Linked DNA regions of Homo sapiens: regions 1, 2 and 4 are each linked to region 3. The links are chromatin contacts, found by Hi-C or POLR2A ChIA-PET in ENCODE. All regions are on one chromosome and are shown on one strand. The core of a region is the stretch at or near the end of the contact, and the rest is flanking DNA. Distances in the headings are between cores, read along the strand shown.

Region 1 (4,016 bases), core at 265-2,764, 330 kb after region 3:
AGATCTCCAGCTAAACGGCTAAACAATTTGCAGAACAATCCATTTCCTCCCCATTGGTTTGTGATGTCTGCATTTTCATCCACAAGAGCTGGGACCAGGCCCGCTCCTGTGGGCCAGCTGCTGCCTCGTCTGCCCTCTTGTTCCAGAAGCCCAGGGCTATGCTGTTCCTGAGGCAGGGCTGCCTAGTGATTGGCCACACAGGCACTGGAATTAGACAATCTGCCGTGCACTTTCCAGCTCAACCACTTACCATCTGGGTGACTTTGAACAAAAGAATTTGCTTTTTATTGTTGTTGTCCAGGTTGGAGTGCAGTGGTGCGATCATAGCTCACTGCAGCTGCTAACTCCTATGCTCAAGAGACCCTCCCGCCTCAGCGTCCCGAGTAGCTGGGACTGCAGGCAGGCACTACCACACCCAGCTAATTCTTACATTTTTCTGTAGACATGGGGTTTTGCTATATTGCCCAGGCTGGCCTCAAACTCCCAGCCTCAAGGCATCCTCCCACCTCAGCCTCCCATAGTACTGGGATTACAGGTGTGAGCCACCGCACCCAGCCTGAAATTTCATTTCTAAGCCTCAAAGCCCATCTGTAAAATGGGCACAAGGGTAACGTTGGCACACGTGGTGGACGCTCCGTTGGTGTCATTATTACAGATCACGGCCAGTTGAAGCACTTCCACTCATTTGGCAAACAGAAGCCAGACGGGCATTCACCCTGTGCCCAGTACAGTGCTGCGCCCAAGCAGGCAGTCAGTGTCCCTGGCTCCAGCCCTCCTGGGGTGCAGCACAGTTTTGAATGTGGAGGGGAGGCAGCAGGGGTGGAAACAGCCCAGCCAGGAGCGGCCGCTCTCGGTGCGGGGAGGAGGTGAAGTGAGAACTGAGCTGCTTGGGTCTCAGGGAGGCTCTGACTTCTAGAGGGGGCGTTCAACATTCTTTAGTGGGGACTTTTACTACTTCCAGAAACCTCTGCACATTGGCTCTTGCTGGTCCCCCGGGGGCCACAGGAAGTGGGAGCTCCAGATGAAGAGTCGCTGGCACTTTGAGGGCAGGGGGCAGGGCCTTCCCCTCATCGGAATACTCTTGGAGCCTACTTCAGTGCCTGCATTCAGCTGGTGCACAATAAGTGCTTGTTACTGTGCCAATTTCAGTATGACTAGGGCTGTGGTAGGAGCAATGCTAGGCGATGGGGAATCCGAAGACGCACAGGAGTCCAAGGGTTGGCTGACTGCAGACCCTCATCATAAGTCTAGAGCCGGAGAAGATGGGGAGACGCCGGCCTGCGCCCTGTGAGTCTGGGCCTCAGTCTTCCCATCTCTGAAATGGGGAAGGGGTTCCTCGGCCGAGCGGATCGGCCGCAGAACTCGGCGGAGTCGAGGGGTCCAGGCCCAGGAAGGACGCCGCCGGGGCGCCCCCCGCCCCTCAAGCTTGCGTGGCGGCAGCGCGCACGAGCGCTGGGGGCGGCGCGGCCCCGCGGCGGGGAGGGGCGGGCGCGCGGGCGCGCGGGCCCGCGCAGGCGGTGGCGGCGGCGGCGGAACCGAGCTGACGGGCGTGCGGCCGCTGCGCCGCAAACTCGTGTGGGACGCACCGCTCCAGCCGCCCGCGGGCCAGCGCACCGGTCCCCCAGCGGCAGCCGAGCCCGCCCGCGCGCCGGTGAGTCGCCTGGGGCTGGGGCCGGGCCGGTGGGGCCCCGCGGCCCGGAGAAGGGCGGGGGCCGGGCGGCGGGGCCGTCACCCCCAGCCGGGCCGAGGGCGGGCGCGCGCCCACGGCTCCGCGGGGGAGAGCGGGAGGCGGGCGCGAGTGTGGCCGCGCGGGGCTGAGCGTGTCGGCGGCCGGGCGGGCGGGGGCGGCGTGTCCGCGTGTCCCGGGGTGTGCGCGTCCCCGGCGGGTGTGCGTGTGCACCCCGGAGCGTCTGGTGGCGTTGTTGGGGTGAGTGCGTGCGGGGACGCGGGCATGGCTCCCCGCTACCCACTTCCCGAGTGGGGACGACGGGCGGAGGAGTGTGCCGGGCGCCGCAGGGAGTACGTGCGGGTCTCAGGGAGTGTGTGTGTGCACGTGTGTGCATTCCAAAGTGATTTGTGTGCAAGCACATGCGTGAGCCTAGAAGGGCGAAAGTATGCCTGTGTGGGTGTGAGTATAACGAGTGTGCAGGGCCGTGCGAGCGTGTTTATTACTGAGGTTGAGGGGCCGGCCCCCTTTGCGCCCACCAGGCCTTTGCACAGTGATGGCCCCCGAGCCAGGGAGCCCGTGGAGAGAGAAGCGGCCTGGCATGGGCTGGGGGTCGGGGCTGGGCCTGATCCGGTGAACCAGGGGCCAGGAGGGCAGACTCAGAGCCTGGCTGGGCCTGACAGAGGCAAAGGTCTTAGAGCCAGGCTGCGGCAGGGCCACTGGCAGGACCCTCTCTGCATACACAGGCTGGGCGAGCGGAGGCTGTGGTGGGCCCCTCGGCCGGGCACCCGAGGACGTGTGTTTTCCTAAATATCCTCCAGGCTCTCCTGTCTTTGTTCTTGTCTCTCTCCAGCCAGGCCTGGGGGGCTGACCCTAGACTTGCCTGTGTATGTGGGGGCCTCTCTGCCTGCCCTGCTAAGTAGACGGATCTTTTGATTTATTTATACCTCTCCTAGGCTCCAAGTGTGAATCCCAGGACAGTAACAAATTGATCACAGCGGGCTTGGGACACCAGCTTCCGAGGTCTGTCCTTGCAGTTTTGACTGACAGGCTTTTGTGTGTGTGCGTGCTCTCTAACTGTTGAAAATCTTTGCAGCTGAAAGTCTTAATTGCTTTAAGGCAAACTTTAGAAATTCCAGAGCTCCCTAGTTGGTCTGACTTTTCCAAATTCAGCTTGCCTTTTTTGGGGGAAAATGTCGCCTTAGTTTGGTGTACAGTACGTGCAGGCAGGTCTTGGAGGCACGTTTAAAAACCCTGTCGTTAATGGAAGAAGAATTTCATTGAAAGGGACGCAGAGCCGTCTGGAAGCGCCTGCCCCGGACTCAGCGAGTTTGGACTCAGCGAGTTTGAGCTTACCGAATGAACTTTGGACGTCTTCTTTTAGCAAACAAAACCTGGAAGGAAGCAAAAAAGACCCACATTCTTTTTCTTTTTTCTCCTGAAAATGAAAAAAAGAAAACACCTTCTGGGTTTGCTGGAAATGCCCCCTCTCCTTCCCCCATCAAGGCCAAGCCCTCGCTGCGTCCCCCACCCCCAAATAAAATATGCCTGTGGGGAGCCGTGGAATGAGTCACTCCCTGGCAGAGAGCCTGACGGGCAAACATTTGGGAAGGTTCTTGCCTAACTTCCCAGAAGAAAAGGCCCAGGATTTAAAATGGTCCCTGTGGTTTGTCAGCCTCTGCTGTCCCGTCTGCTTCGGAAATGACTAAAAAGTAGTTTGTATCTCCACAAAATAAAGTCTCAGACTGAAGGCCTTAGACCCAGGTTGGTCTGGATTTAGAGCTGTTTGGGTTTCCAGAAATGGAGCGCCTGGCTTTAACTGGTGGCATTTCTGGTGGGTTTGAACAAGGGCAGAGGAGGGAAATGGGGAGGAAGTTCCCTTTTGCGGAGCAGAAGGGGCTGTGTGCTGGGAGCCGTTCTAGGGGGTGTGAATCTCCCGTTGGTCTTCTGTGACAGAAAATGCTTTTGGTTTTGTGCACAAGGAAACTGAGGCACACGGGGGTCAAGCCTGTGTCCTGGGGCAGCTGAGAGGAGGTGGGGGCAGAATCCGAAGTCACCTGCCCAGCCTCACAGCCTTTCCTCTTTCCATTGCACTTGGGATATGGTATTTGACTGGCTAAGGTGCACAGACCTAGTGCTGAGTACTTTAGCACACATCCGTTCATTTTCTGCTCATCGTAGATAGGGTTTATTATCCCCATTTCACAAATGATAAAACTGAGGTTCAGAGACATGACTTGCATAATTTCATTAAAGTAGCACCACGATAGATGGTCCCCATTTATTTTTATTTATTTATTTATTTATTTTTGAGACAGAGTCTCACTCTGTTGCCCAGGCTGGAGTACAG
Region 2 (3,870 bases), core at 117-2,616, 270 kb after region 3:
TTAATGGGGAACAATCAAAAACTTTCCTACTGAAATCTAGAACAAGGCAAGGATGCCCACTCTCTCCACTTCTATTCAACATGGTACTGGAAGTATGAGCAAGAGCAATCAGACAAGAAAAAGAAATAAAAGTCATCTAAATCAGAAAGGAAGAAGTAAAATGATCTCTATTTGCAGATGACATGATTCTATATACAGAAAATCCCAAAGATTCCACACAAAAAAACCCTGTTATATCTAATAAATAAATTCAGCGAAGTCATAGGATGCAAAATCAACACACAAAAGTCAATAGCAGATCTACACAAAAACAACAGCCTAGGTGAAAAACAAATCAAGAAAGCAATCTTATCTACAAAGGCATTAAAAAAATACTGAGGAATAAATTTAACCAAGGAGGTGTAATATTTGTATACTGAAAACTAGAAAACATTGATAAAGAAATTGAAGATCTAAATTAGTGGAAAGCTATTTCATGCTCATGGATGAGAAGAATTAATATTATTAATATCTGTACTCCCAAAACAATGTACAGATTGAATGCAATGAGGTCAGGGGGTTTAATTGCAAGTAAAAAAAATAAAAGAAAGAAAGCTTCTTCAAAACAGCCCAAGAAGAGAAGGGAATTTATTAAAACAGGAGGGTCCCAGAGATCCAAGGCTGGACATGGAGCAGCTTCAGGAAGGCAGGAGTAGGGACCCAGAAAGTTGTCAGGAGATCTGGAGGTAGTGTCTTAGGCTCCTTGTGACTATCTCTCTCTTTATCTCAGTCTTCCTTCTTATTTTCCTTCCTTTCTCTCTCCCTCTCCCGCTCCCCGCCTTGTCTCAGTATCTCTCCTGCATGACTGCCTCTTTCTATCTTGTCTCTGCCTGTCTCTGTCTCTCCCTCCCATAACTGCATTTCAACCTTTCCATGATTGAGTCTTCTCTCTGCCATTCTATGAGCAAGTGGCCAAACACAGCCAGTCCAGCCCAGCTTTATGCCTCCTTTCAAATAACCAGCCAGGAAGGCAACCCAGTATCCCTGATTCTCAAAGCCAAAGTCACAGGAGAAAGAAGCTGATTGGCTCAGCTCAAATCAGCCTGCACCTCTGGTCTAATCAGCTGTCGCTAGGGGAGCAGAGAGGTACAAATATGGCCCCTGAGGTTCCACCTAGGGGAGAGGAGGATACAAGAGAAGGGAGCTGGAGGGCTGGCCAGGAGCACAGATGCCCACCACACCTGCCTGCCCAGTTGGACCCTCTCAGAGACGGGTTTTGACCTGAATTGAGCTTTGGTCCTCTTGGCCCCTTGGCCACGGTCACGTAGACTGCTAGCTGAGCTCCATTCCCTTCATATCTGCACATGGTACTTCCCGTCTCTGAGTCTCTGCTTCCTCATTTGTGAAATGATAGTAACAGCCCCTCCCAGTGGGGTGGTTGCAAGACGACATGAAGTTGTGTGGGCAGAGGACCCAAGGCCTTGCTGGCCACAGTGACTATGACACATCTGAATTCCCTAAAGTCCTACAGTTCCCGTGGTCCTCGCCTACCTGCCCCACTCCTCCCTTCTTCCCCTACCTCCACCATCTTCCCCCACTGCCAGTACGGCCCCAGGATGCTTGTGGTTACAACCAGTGAGATCTACTGCCCTCTACCACCACCCACATATCGCTAATTTGAGAAACGCACACCAGGGTGTCTGGGTTTAGCTGTTGAAACCACACATTCTGACCATCTTCTCAGTCCACTGAGCCTCCGTGGTCAGCCTGGCTGAGCTCTTTGTGGACCAGACATTGTTCTGCGGTCCCCACTCTAAAATCAGGTGGGGGCAGCATTAAGGAAGCCTTGGTGCCTATAGGATATCAGACACCCCAGATGCCTCAGGGATCTCCTTGAATGCTGCGCTACACACTATGGACAGATGCAACTGTTGATGTCATTTCTTTTTTTTTTTTTTTTTTAATTTGAGACGGTGTCTCGCTGTGTCGCCCAGGCTGGAGTGCAGTGGCGTGATCTCGGCTCACTACAACCTCCACCTCCCAGGTTCAAGTGATTCTCCTGCCTCAGTCTCTCAAGTAGCTGGGACTACAGGCATGCACCACCACACCTGGCTAATTTTTGTGTTTTTGGTAGACGGGGTTTCACCATGTTGGCAAGGCTGGTCTCAAACTCCCGACCTCAAGTCACCTGCCCACCTCAGCCTCCCAAATTGCTGGGATTACAGGAATGAGACACCACACCTGGCCCGTTTCTTCTTATTTTTGTTATTTTCTTATTTATTAAGCCAGCGTTCCCCGCTGCCTACTCTCTTCTTACTGGAGGCTGACCACTGGGGACTTCTGTATCTATGGAAGATGTGGGTGTTGAACTTGGGAACCTCAGGCCATGACATAAGGCTGAACAGGCCTCACCATGTCCTTTGGGTGCAAGAAGATCACGTGGAGAGGCACATCCAGCACCCAGCCCCAAGGCCCACCTCCTTGTCCCAGAACCCTAGTCTACCACAAATCTCCCACCTTCTGCCCCAACAAGAGAGTTCGGGTTGTTCCCAAATGGAGTCTTCCATGGACCTATGAATCTGACCAGGGCACCTCAGCTGGGCTGGCCTCTGAGCATGTTTTTTGCTTTTTGTTTTCTTTTTGAGACAGAGTCTTGCTCTGTTGCCCAGGCTGGAGTGCAGTGGCATGATCTCGGCTCACTGCAACCACTGCCTCCCAGGTTCAAGCGTTTCTCCCAGGTCAGCCTCCAAGTAACTGGGATTACACTTGCCCACCACCACACCCAGCTAATTTTTGTATTTTTAGTAGAGCTGGGGTTTCACCACGTTGGCCAGGCTGGTCTTGAACTCCTGGTGACCCACCTGCCTTGGCCTCCCAAAGTACTGGGATTACAGGCATGAGCCACCGCACCCAGGCCCTGGCCCCTGAGCCTTTGCTGCACCAGCCTCTGTTCCACACAGACCTTTCCTGTGCCTTGACCCAGCGCCAGACCCTTCCTGACAGCTCCAGCCCCTAAGACCTGGGCAGCTCCTGGGTCTGTGATGGAAAGCTTTATGCTCACTCAGGAGGTCTCTACCTGGAGGTGCTTAAGCCCCAATGCAGAAGTTGATGAAGCTGCTTTCTAAGTTCAAAAACCTAGAGCTAGCTTTTCCCTTGGGTGCAGCACACACCTCGGCAGGAGGATGGGGTTGGGGGTTCAAGTCCCAGCCACCACCTCAAGTCTGGAACTCTCCTTTTTGTTCAGGCCCTATTGCTTACTCCAGAATCCATATTTTCTCATGGTACATTTCCCCTAGGAGGCCCTGCAGCCACCCACGCCACCCCACGACCCAGCTTCCATCTCGGCTACAAATAGAAAAACTCTAACTCGACTGGTAGACACTCCTGTCTCACAGAGGGGAAAACTGAAGGCCAGCAGGGCTGTTCCTGGGTCAGTTATGTCCATGGCTGTATGATAGGTTGGGGTACTGGTCCATAAATATTCACAGGCCTCCACCTGCCCTGGGTGAGTATACATCCTGAATGGTGTGCTGGGCTTGGTCATGTGACTCTCATCAGCAATTGGAATGTGAGTCAAGTTCTTATTTTTTTTTTTTTTTTTTTTTTTGCTTTTTTGAGAAAGGGACTTTGTCTGTTGCCCTGGCTGGTGTGCAGTGGGACAATGATAGTTCACTGTAGCCTCAAACTCCTAGGCTCAAGTGATCCTCCTGCCTCAGCCTCCCAAGTAGCCGGGAATACAGGTGCCCACCACCATGCCCAGCAAATTTTTAAATTTTTTGTAGAGACGGGGGTCTCACTATGTTGCCCAGGCTGGTCCCAGACTCTTGGGCTTAAGCAATACACTTGCCTAGGCCTCCCAAAGTGCTGGGATTAAAGGCATGAGCAACCATG
Region 3 (3,822 bases), core at 1,170-3,669:
CAAGAGAAAACAAAAGGAACCCCTCCCCCTTGTCCCTACCTCCAAGACTGTCCTATTCAATGGAACCTGCACACTTAGATTTCACCACAGCCAGGAGAACATCTTGAATGCCCTGCCAGGAGGGAAAGCCAGCCAGTAGTAACCAAAGCTCTGTCTTCTCCAACAACTAGAGGAGCACTTAAGTGGGTAATTTCCTGTCCATCCCCATTCCTAGCTACAGGCAGAAGTTGCATAATCAACAGTCACTATAAATCACAACTACTTTTCATAACTTCTCTCTTCATATTCTCTTTCGGTTTCACCACAAGCTAACATATTTCCCAAGCCTAAGTTTTTATCACAGAGTAGTCTAGTTTCAAGATCAATAAGGCTATTCTTCATACTCATTTCACGCTTAATACAATTCCATGCCTTAGTAAATTCCCTAACCCAAGTGCTCAGAATTAGCGATGGGTTCCACAAAACACATTTGAGAAATGTATTTGTCAACCTGCTACCTTGGAGAGCAACAGAGAGATTTGATGGCTAGCCATCTGAACTTTTACTTGCTGGATTTTAATACTGGTTCTGACACTCACTGCTTCATGTCAGGCAAGTTTCTGAACTTTTCTGTAACAAGAAGGGTAAGTGTCCTCACGCATACTCTGCAACTCTAAGTTGGCTTCTGGAAAGTGTTTCTAAGTGCTATTGAAATCCAAGTTTACAACTCTTACTTGGAAGCAGGAGCTAAACTTGAGTGCCTCTTTAATCCCAATGTTTCACAAACGACATCTTTTTACCTCCCAAGCCTCTCAAGCTCTTGTTTGGAGCATGCTTCTAACTTTTTTCTCATTTCCACAAAAATAAAGATTTAACAGAGTGTTCATGCGACTCTTCCATTTTCATTACCATAAGCAAACTTTTCTAGTTTCATTCAGCAGATGTCTCAAGGCTGCTGCAGCGCATCTCATACATATTTTGTAAATGAGAAGCCTAACCACACGGGGGACTGCAAGGCTGGGCAAGGGTCACACTGCACGGGCATCACCTGGACATGAGATGCAATGTTTGAATAATTATTAGTTTCACCCTTAAGGCCCTTCTCCTTTCAAACTTCCCTAGTACAATTCTCAAAATGCTGAAATAAACACATTCCACAAACTTTCTTGTAAGAGGGTTTAAAGTGTCCTAGGAAAGTTGTTTTACAGAAAAGCCTATGCTGTCAACTTTGCTTTTTAATGCCCTTAAACAATTCTATTAGTCACAGAGGAAAAAGTGAACATTTGTTAGTAATTAGAGATAAAACATCTCCAGTTCTGGGGCAGAGGAAGGGAGAGGCCACAAGAGGACCTGGCTGGGAGGGGAGATAGAGTCGAAAGCCACACACCCAAATTGGACCGCTTAAGAGTTGCACTTTCCAAAGTCAACTTCTAAGTCTACAAGGACAGCAACAATGTTTCAGTGGATTCTGAAGTTACATGTATCAACAATTTCCCCGGAAAGCTAACCCTCCACCGGGAACTCCAGGTGAATGAATGAGTGAGGGAATTCGCCAGATTGAGTTACAAAGCCTTTCCAACGATTATCAAGAGCAGGTGCTCGGTTACAACACAGAGGTATCCTCCTTCACAGCCTTTGGACCTTGCTGCGTGGAGATTTTCACAGATAAGAGGGGGGAAATAGAGAGACAGGCCTTCCTCCCCGGCCATCCACACCTTAGGTGGCCACACCATGAGCGGCCCCTCCCTCTAAGAACCTCACGCGACTTCTGTGGGGGCCGCAGGCCTCAAGCGGCCAGGCTGCAACCTCTCCGGACCTGCCAACTTTCAGGGGCGCCCCAAACATGCCCAAACATGGGGAGGTGCTTCCGGGGCTTTCCCACTCCCCTTCCCCACAGTTGAAGGACCATTTTCAGGGGCTCTCCGTAAACCCGGGGAGGGGGCCGCCCTGTAATCTCAGCTGTTCCGACCCCCAGGTGAGGAGGGGACACCTGACCCCCGGCGCCCTGCCACCCCGCGCGCACCCCGCCCCCGCGCCTCCCTGGATCGCCATAGCAACCGTCCCCCTCCCCGCGTGCCGGCGTCACGCGGGGCGCCCCTCTGGTCTCGGCAACAAGTCCCCCGCGCGGCCCGCGGCCTGCAGCCCTGGCCCGGCCTCGCCGCCCCGCGCCCGGCCCGGCTCCGCCCGGCCCGGCCGCACTCACTTGATCCTGGAGCCCATGGTCCCCAGGCCTCCTCATGGGCCCGCGGGCCCCGCTCGGCGCTGCGCTGCCCGCCCGCCCGCGGCCGACCGGCCTCCCTCTGGCGCTCTCCCCGCCCCTTCCTCCCTTCCCTCAGGCTGGGGCCCGCCCGCTCGAGGCTCGCTCCCTCGCCGCCGCCGCCGCCTCCAGGGGTTAATGTACTCGCTCCAGCCCGGCGAACGCCATGGTCGCCGGCGCGCGTGCCCGGCGCGCGCCGCCCCCTCCGCCTCTCACCACCGCCCCTCCCGCCCGCGCTGCCGCCGCCGCTGCCCGCTGGGGCTGCTGGGAAGTGTAGTCCGCTCGCGGGGGCGGGGCCGTGGCCGGTGGGGGCGGGGCGGGAGCGCGGTCACCCGCACGTCTCCCAGGGCGCGGGCCCCGGAGGACTCTGGCGTTCCGTTGCAGGCCCTTACACATCTGCACCCCACTGCGCCCCGCTGGAAACCTCCACTCACAGCCGCCCTGAAGAGACCCTAATCCTCTCATGGAGACCCCAAGCCCTCCCGATGAAACCGCCACCAATCCTCCCATTGGAGGCCTCCCACCCAGCCTCTCTAACGGAGAGCTAATCCCCCGCCCAGGCCTCCATGAAAACACGTTTTCCCTTTAACATCCCGCACCTTCCAGTAAGTTCCGTGCAGAACCTCTTCTCCATCACACCGTCCACTTCCCCATCTGAAGGCCTTTCCTCTTCCTTTCCCCTTAGAGCTTGAAGGAGACCCCACATACCTACAGGAAAGCCACCTGGGGGCTTCGTGGACCCACGTGGTGGCTCAGCTCTGCCCTCCCGCTGAGGACCTCTGCCTCCCTTTATCAGCCGTTTTGGGAACTCCAACATCGAAGCCTCCTGTTAACACAACAGTCCCTGATAGAGATTAACTCAATGCAAATGAAAGGATTTGAGAGCCGAGATCACCAGCCTGCTACCTACCCCTGCTCCCCCTTGGGATTCACTTCCATGAACACCTCAATTTCATCCCCTCTAGGGCCAGAGGGATCATAAAGGAAGCAATAATCACAGCTACCATTAGCCACCCTTTAATGAGCGGGTGAGTGCCCTTTCTGCATCAGACACAGTATTTCCGTACATCATTAGTGCCAATCCTCACAATAATCCTGTGTTCATCTCCCTAATTTACAAAGAGGAAACTGAGCCACATTCCCAAGGTCACATAACTAGCAACGAGTGAAGAAGCCAAGATTAGTGTCCAGACTGAATCATTCCAGACACCTGTGACATAGTCATGCTTTAAGGTGGCACCTTTGGCCACAAGTCCAAAGACATTTTTAATATTAGGCTTTTTTTCCTTTTTTTTTTTTTTTTTCCAATTTTCTGTCCCGAAATGCCATTCATCACTTCTGCCATTTTAGTTCTTATAAATGCATGGAGTGCCTCCCCACCCTACCCCCACCCCATAGCCTCTACGTAACTGGTCCTGCGTCCTAGCTCCCGGCCAGGATGGGAGGAAAGAAAGCCAGAAGATAAGTCGTAGAAGACTTCTTCTGTTGGAGTCACCTTCTGAATAAAGATAGTTTCTCCCTTTTGCCTCTGCCTTTAGGTTGTTGAAGTCAAAGGGTAAACTTTTTAAAATGAAAACCAAAAAAAA
Region 4 (3,534 bases), core at 274-2,773, 290 kb after region 3:
AGAGAGAGAGAGAGAGAGAGAGAGAGGCAGGACAAGACAGCCACAGACCTTCATCATGAATAGTGGCATTCACTGTGACAGTGGCGTTCATCCAGTGCTTCATGTTTATGAACTGCTCTGCATGGATGATCTCATTGAATGTTTACAAAAACACAATGTGTGGTTCTATCAATAGCTTCATGTTACAGACGAGTGAACCAAGGCTCAGAGATGAGCAACTTCCCCAAGGTGGCATAGTCAGAAAATGGCTGAGTGGGGAGTGTGACCCAGGTCTGACTCCACAGCTAGGTCATTGAACCATGCACTATCCTCTGAGACTGGGATGGGATCAGTGTTGTGCAACTTGCCTGCTCCAAGGAGGCTGCATTGTGACCCTAGCAAAGCTTCATTTTCAGCCTTGCCCTTCCCAGCACCCCTGGAGTAGCTGGGAGCTATAGAGTACTCTAGGGAGAGAGGGAAACCAGCTTGTAATGAGGAAGCATTTCCATGTAAACATTTCTGGTAAACTGTGTGAAGGGATCTCAGAAGTATCTCCAAGCCCTTGATACTGTCTTGGGTTTTGTTTTCTCCTTCTAAATAAATGCTTTTGAATCTAATTTTGTATTCTGTTTCTACAGATGGGGCTTCCAAAATTGAAAAGCTTCAGACTTCACAAATCCTAGGTCCACCCTGCGGTGCCCTGTGACTTAACCACAACCACTGCACTGCCTGGGCTTCCCCAGCCCTCTCCAAGGCCCGCTTTCACTGTACCGGGGTTTTCTATTTATGGATCCGCCCTGCTACCCGCCACTCCCACAACCCCCACCCATAGATGGGCCATGAGCTCCTCATGGGCAGAGGGCGAGCCCTGGTTTCTTGGTACCCTAGGGACTGCTTGGTATATAGAAGCCCAGGACAGATTTGTTACATGAGGGAATAAAGGAGTAAATGAATGAGTGAATGAATGAATATGGGTCCCTTCAATGCCATCAGGAAGTATGAGAGATACAACTCCAGCTTTAAAACTCCAGGTCAGCTGGGTATGGTGGCTCACCCTTGTAATCCCAATACTTTTGGAGGCTGAGGTGGGCGGATCGCTTGGGCCCAGGAGTTCAAGACCAGCCTGGGCAACATGGTAAAACCCCATCTCTACAAAAATTAACTGGGCGTTGTGGCATGCACCTGTCATCCCAGCTACTCGAGAGGCTGAGGTGGGAGAATTGCTTGAGCCCCGTTAGTGGAGACTGCAGTGAACTGTGATCGCACCACTGCACTGCACTGCAGCCTAGGCGACAGAGTGAGACTCTGTCTCAAAAAAAAACTCAAGGTCCATCTCCCTGTGTGCCAACCCTGCATGGGTGTTGAGGGTGACTGACAATTTGGACAGGGTTCAGCTGAAGCCAGTCTCTAGCAAGGAGGCCCAAAGCCCCTCCGGTCACTCTGCTCCCTACAGAGGCAGCACTCTAGGCCCCAGGCCTGGACCTCAAGGCTGCAGCAGGGCCCCTGGCCGCCCCCTATAGCCTTGGAAGCCCCTGAGAAGAGGCCCTTCAGTGCAGCTGCAGCAGGTCAGACGCCTCCTCTGGAGAAGAAGGAAGTGAAAGTGCTGTGGTGGGTGAGTCATCGGAGTGTCCCTCTGGACGGATTGATGCCATGAGTGGCATAAGAGGGACAGGCTGGGAGGGAAGAGACACCAGGGTTAGGAGCCCTTTTAGTATCCTCCAGGAAGGCCCCACCTCACCTCCCAGCCCCTCCCAGACACAGGGGTCTTCAGCTTGGAGAAGAGAATGCCTTGGAGATGCCATCTTTGTCCTAGTCTCTGAAGTGGGTAGAAATTAGACAAGGTCCACAGCAGAGGGGGAAGATGGAGTCAGATGGGGAGGTCACAGAGGCTAACTGGTTGCCACCAGGGCCAGGCTCTGGTGGGCTGGCTGCTGCCTGGCAGTAGTGATGGCCAACAGCAAGTAGGGTGGTCTCCTGCCATGGGTCAGGATGTGGATTCTGGATTTGAACCTCATGTCCTCAAACCCCAGCTCTGCCCCTCATGAGCTGCAGGATCCCAGGCAAGTGGCTTCCCCTCTCCTTCCTCTGCTGTCGAGTGAGATCATAGCACTTAATGCATAGGATGAGCAGGGCATGATTAGATACATTACTGTATGTAAAGTGCATAGAAGAGTGCCCGTTCCCAGGAAACCCACAATAAACAGTAACTACTGTATCAGGCAGCATCTCATCAGGAAGCCTGAAATGCCCTAGGTTTTGAACAGAAGGGATTTAATACAGGGGCTTGTCTTCCAATGGAAGGACTGAGAAACAAAACAGGGAATGGTGCAGCCGCCCAGGGATAGGACTTTGCAGTCATATTCTACTTCCTACTGATGCTCGTCCTCAACCTAGTTGCTTTATGTCTCAGAGCTTCAGTATTTTCACATGTAAAAATGGGAATAAAAAGGACCTTTTTTAATTTATTTTTTTATTTTTTAGATGGAATCTCCCTCTGTCGCCCAGGCTGGAGTGCAGTGGCGTGATCTCGATTTGCTGCAACCTCCGCCCCCTGGGTTCAAACAATTCTCCTGCCTCAGCCTCCCTAGTAGCTGGGATTACAGGCATGTGCTACCACACCCGGCTAATTTTTGTATTTTTAGTAGAGACGAGGTTTTGCCATGTTGGCCAGGCTGGTCTCCAACTTCTGACCTCAGGTGATCCGCCCACTTTGGCCTCCCAAAGTGCTGAGATTACAGGTGTGAGCCACCGCGCCTGGCCGATATTTTTTTTTGAGACAGAATCTCACTCTGTCTTCCAGGCTGGAGTGCAGTGGCGCGATCTCGGCTCACTGCAAGCTCCGCTTCCCGGGTTCAGGCCATTTTCCTGCCTCAGCCTCCCAAGTAACTGGGACTACAGGCGCCTGCAAGCACGCCCAGCTAATTTTTTGTATTTTTAGTAGAGACGGGGTTTCACTGTGTTAGCCAGGACGGTCTCCATCTCCTGACCTCGTTATCCACCTGCCTCAGCCTCCCAAAGTGCTGGGATTACAGGCGTGAGCCACAGTGCCCGGCCGATATTTTGTTTTTAAGAATGAAATAGGATAATGTAGGTAGAGTGTTTGGTAGAGTACTGGCTCAGCGTAAGGACTCAACAATGATCCTAGCAATCGCTTATGCAACACGCTAGTTCTCATGACAGTTCTATGAAGCAAGTACTGTGATCACTATGACTCCTATTTAACAGAAGAGAAAACTGAGGCATGGAGAGATCAAGTCACGCAACTAGTAAATGGCAGAGCTGATCTGAACCAAACTGTTGGGCTCCTAAGTCCCACCCTTAACCATTACACTATGCCCCCTTCCCATTTCACCATCAACAGCTCTCTCCCCAGTCAGCCTCACTCAAGCTCAACGCCGCTCTCCTTCTCAGAATTTTACCCAGGGCCTCCAACTCAGATCAATAACCAGCATCTGCTCCCAAGGGTAACACCTGACACCTGACTTCTCACCTTTTTCCCAGGCCTGGGGCCCTGGAGTCACCAGGGTTTGAGTCCTGACTTTGCCCATTTTCCAG

The links. Hi-C counts contacts between places; a loop is a spot of excess contacts on that map. ChIA-PET counts read pairs that join two places held with the same protein, here RNA polymerase II (POLR2A). Pooled maps may share reads with other maps.
Region 1: a loop to region 3 is called in a pooled map, with 6 times the contacts of the local background. The contact joins the promoter of NEK6 here to the promoter of DENND1A in region 3. A Hi-C loop is called at or near these places in 4 of 37 single-sample maps with no recorded cell type and 9 of 50 pooled maps. POLR2A ChIA-PET finds 5 or more read pairs at or near these places in 1 of 52 experiments (GM10248).
Region 2: a map with no recorded cell type shows a loop between it and region 3 (9-fold over the local background). The contact joins the enhancer-like site here to the promoter of DENND1A in region 3. A Hi-C loop is called at or near these places in 8 of 37 single-sample maps with no recorded cell type and 10 of 50 pooled maps.
Region 4: a loop to region 3 is called in a pooled map, with 3 times the contacts of the local background. The contact joins the enhancer-like site here to the promoter of DENND1A in region 3. A Hi-C loop is called at or near these places in 7 of 37 single-sample maps with no recorded cell type and 10 of 50 pooled maps.

Annotation. Positions count from the first base shown.
Region 1 is chr9:124,256,435-124,260,450 of GRCh38, forward strand. NEK6 (NIMA related kinase 6) reads left to right here and starts at 1,515. Exons shown (of 10, transcript NM_014397.6): 1 at 1,515-1,651. LOC613206 (a long non-coding RNA gene) reads right to left here. Exons shown (of 2, transcript NR_149024.1): 2 at 2,776-3,060. RefSeq lists silencers at 1,535-1,664, 1,725-2,094 and an enhancer at 2,132-3,077.
Region 2 is chr9:124,196,170-124,200,039 of GRCh38, forward strand. No RefSeq gene overlaps it. Among named protein-coding and RNA genes, the nearest start is that of NEK6, 60 kb to the right of the region's middle. Within about 2 kb of position 1,367, at least 9 of the 41 ENCODE cell types and tissues checked have a DNase peak (open chromatin) inside an H3K27ac peak, as active enhancers do.
Region 3 is chr9:123,927,707-123,931,528 of GRCh38, forward strand. DENND1A (DENN domain containing 1A) reads right to left here and starts at 2,420. Exons shown (of 24, transcript NM_001352964.2): 1 at 2,183-2,420. The coding sequence starts at 2,199. RefSeq lists enhancers at 177-226, 1,277-1,356, 1,292-1,977, 1,607-1,806 and a silencer at 2,157-2,646.
Region 4 is chr9:124,217,293-124,220,826 of GRCh38, forward strand. No RefSeq gene overlaps it. Among named protein-coding and RNA genes, the nearest start is that of NEK6, 39 kb to the right of the region's middle. RefSeq lists enhancers at 728-887, 1,458-1,817. Within about 2 kb of position 1,524, at least 16 of the 41 ENCODE cell types and tissues checked have a DNase peak (open chromatin) inside an H3K27ac peak, as active enhancers do.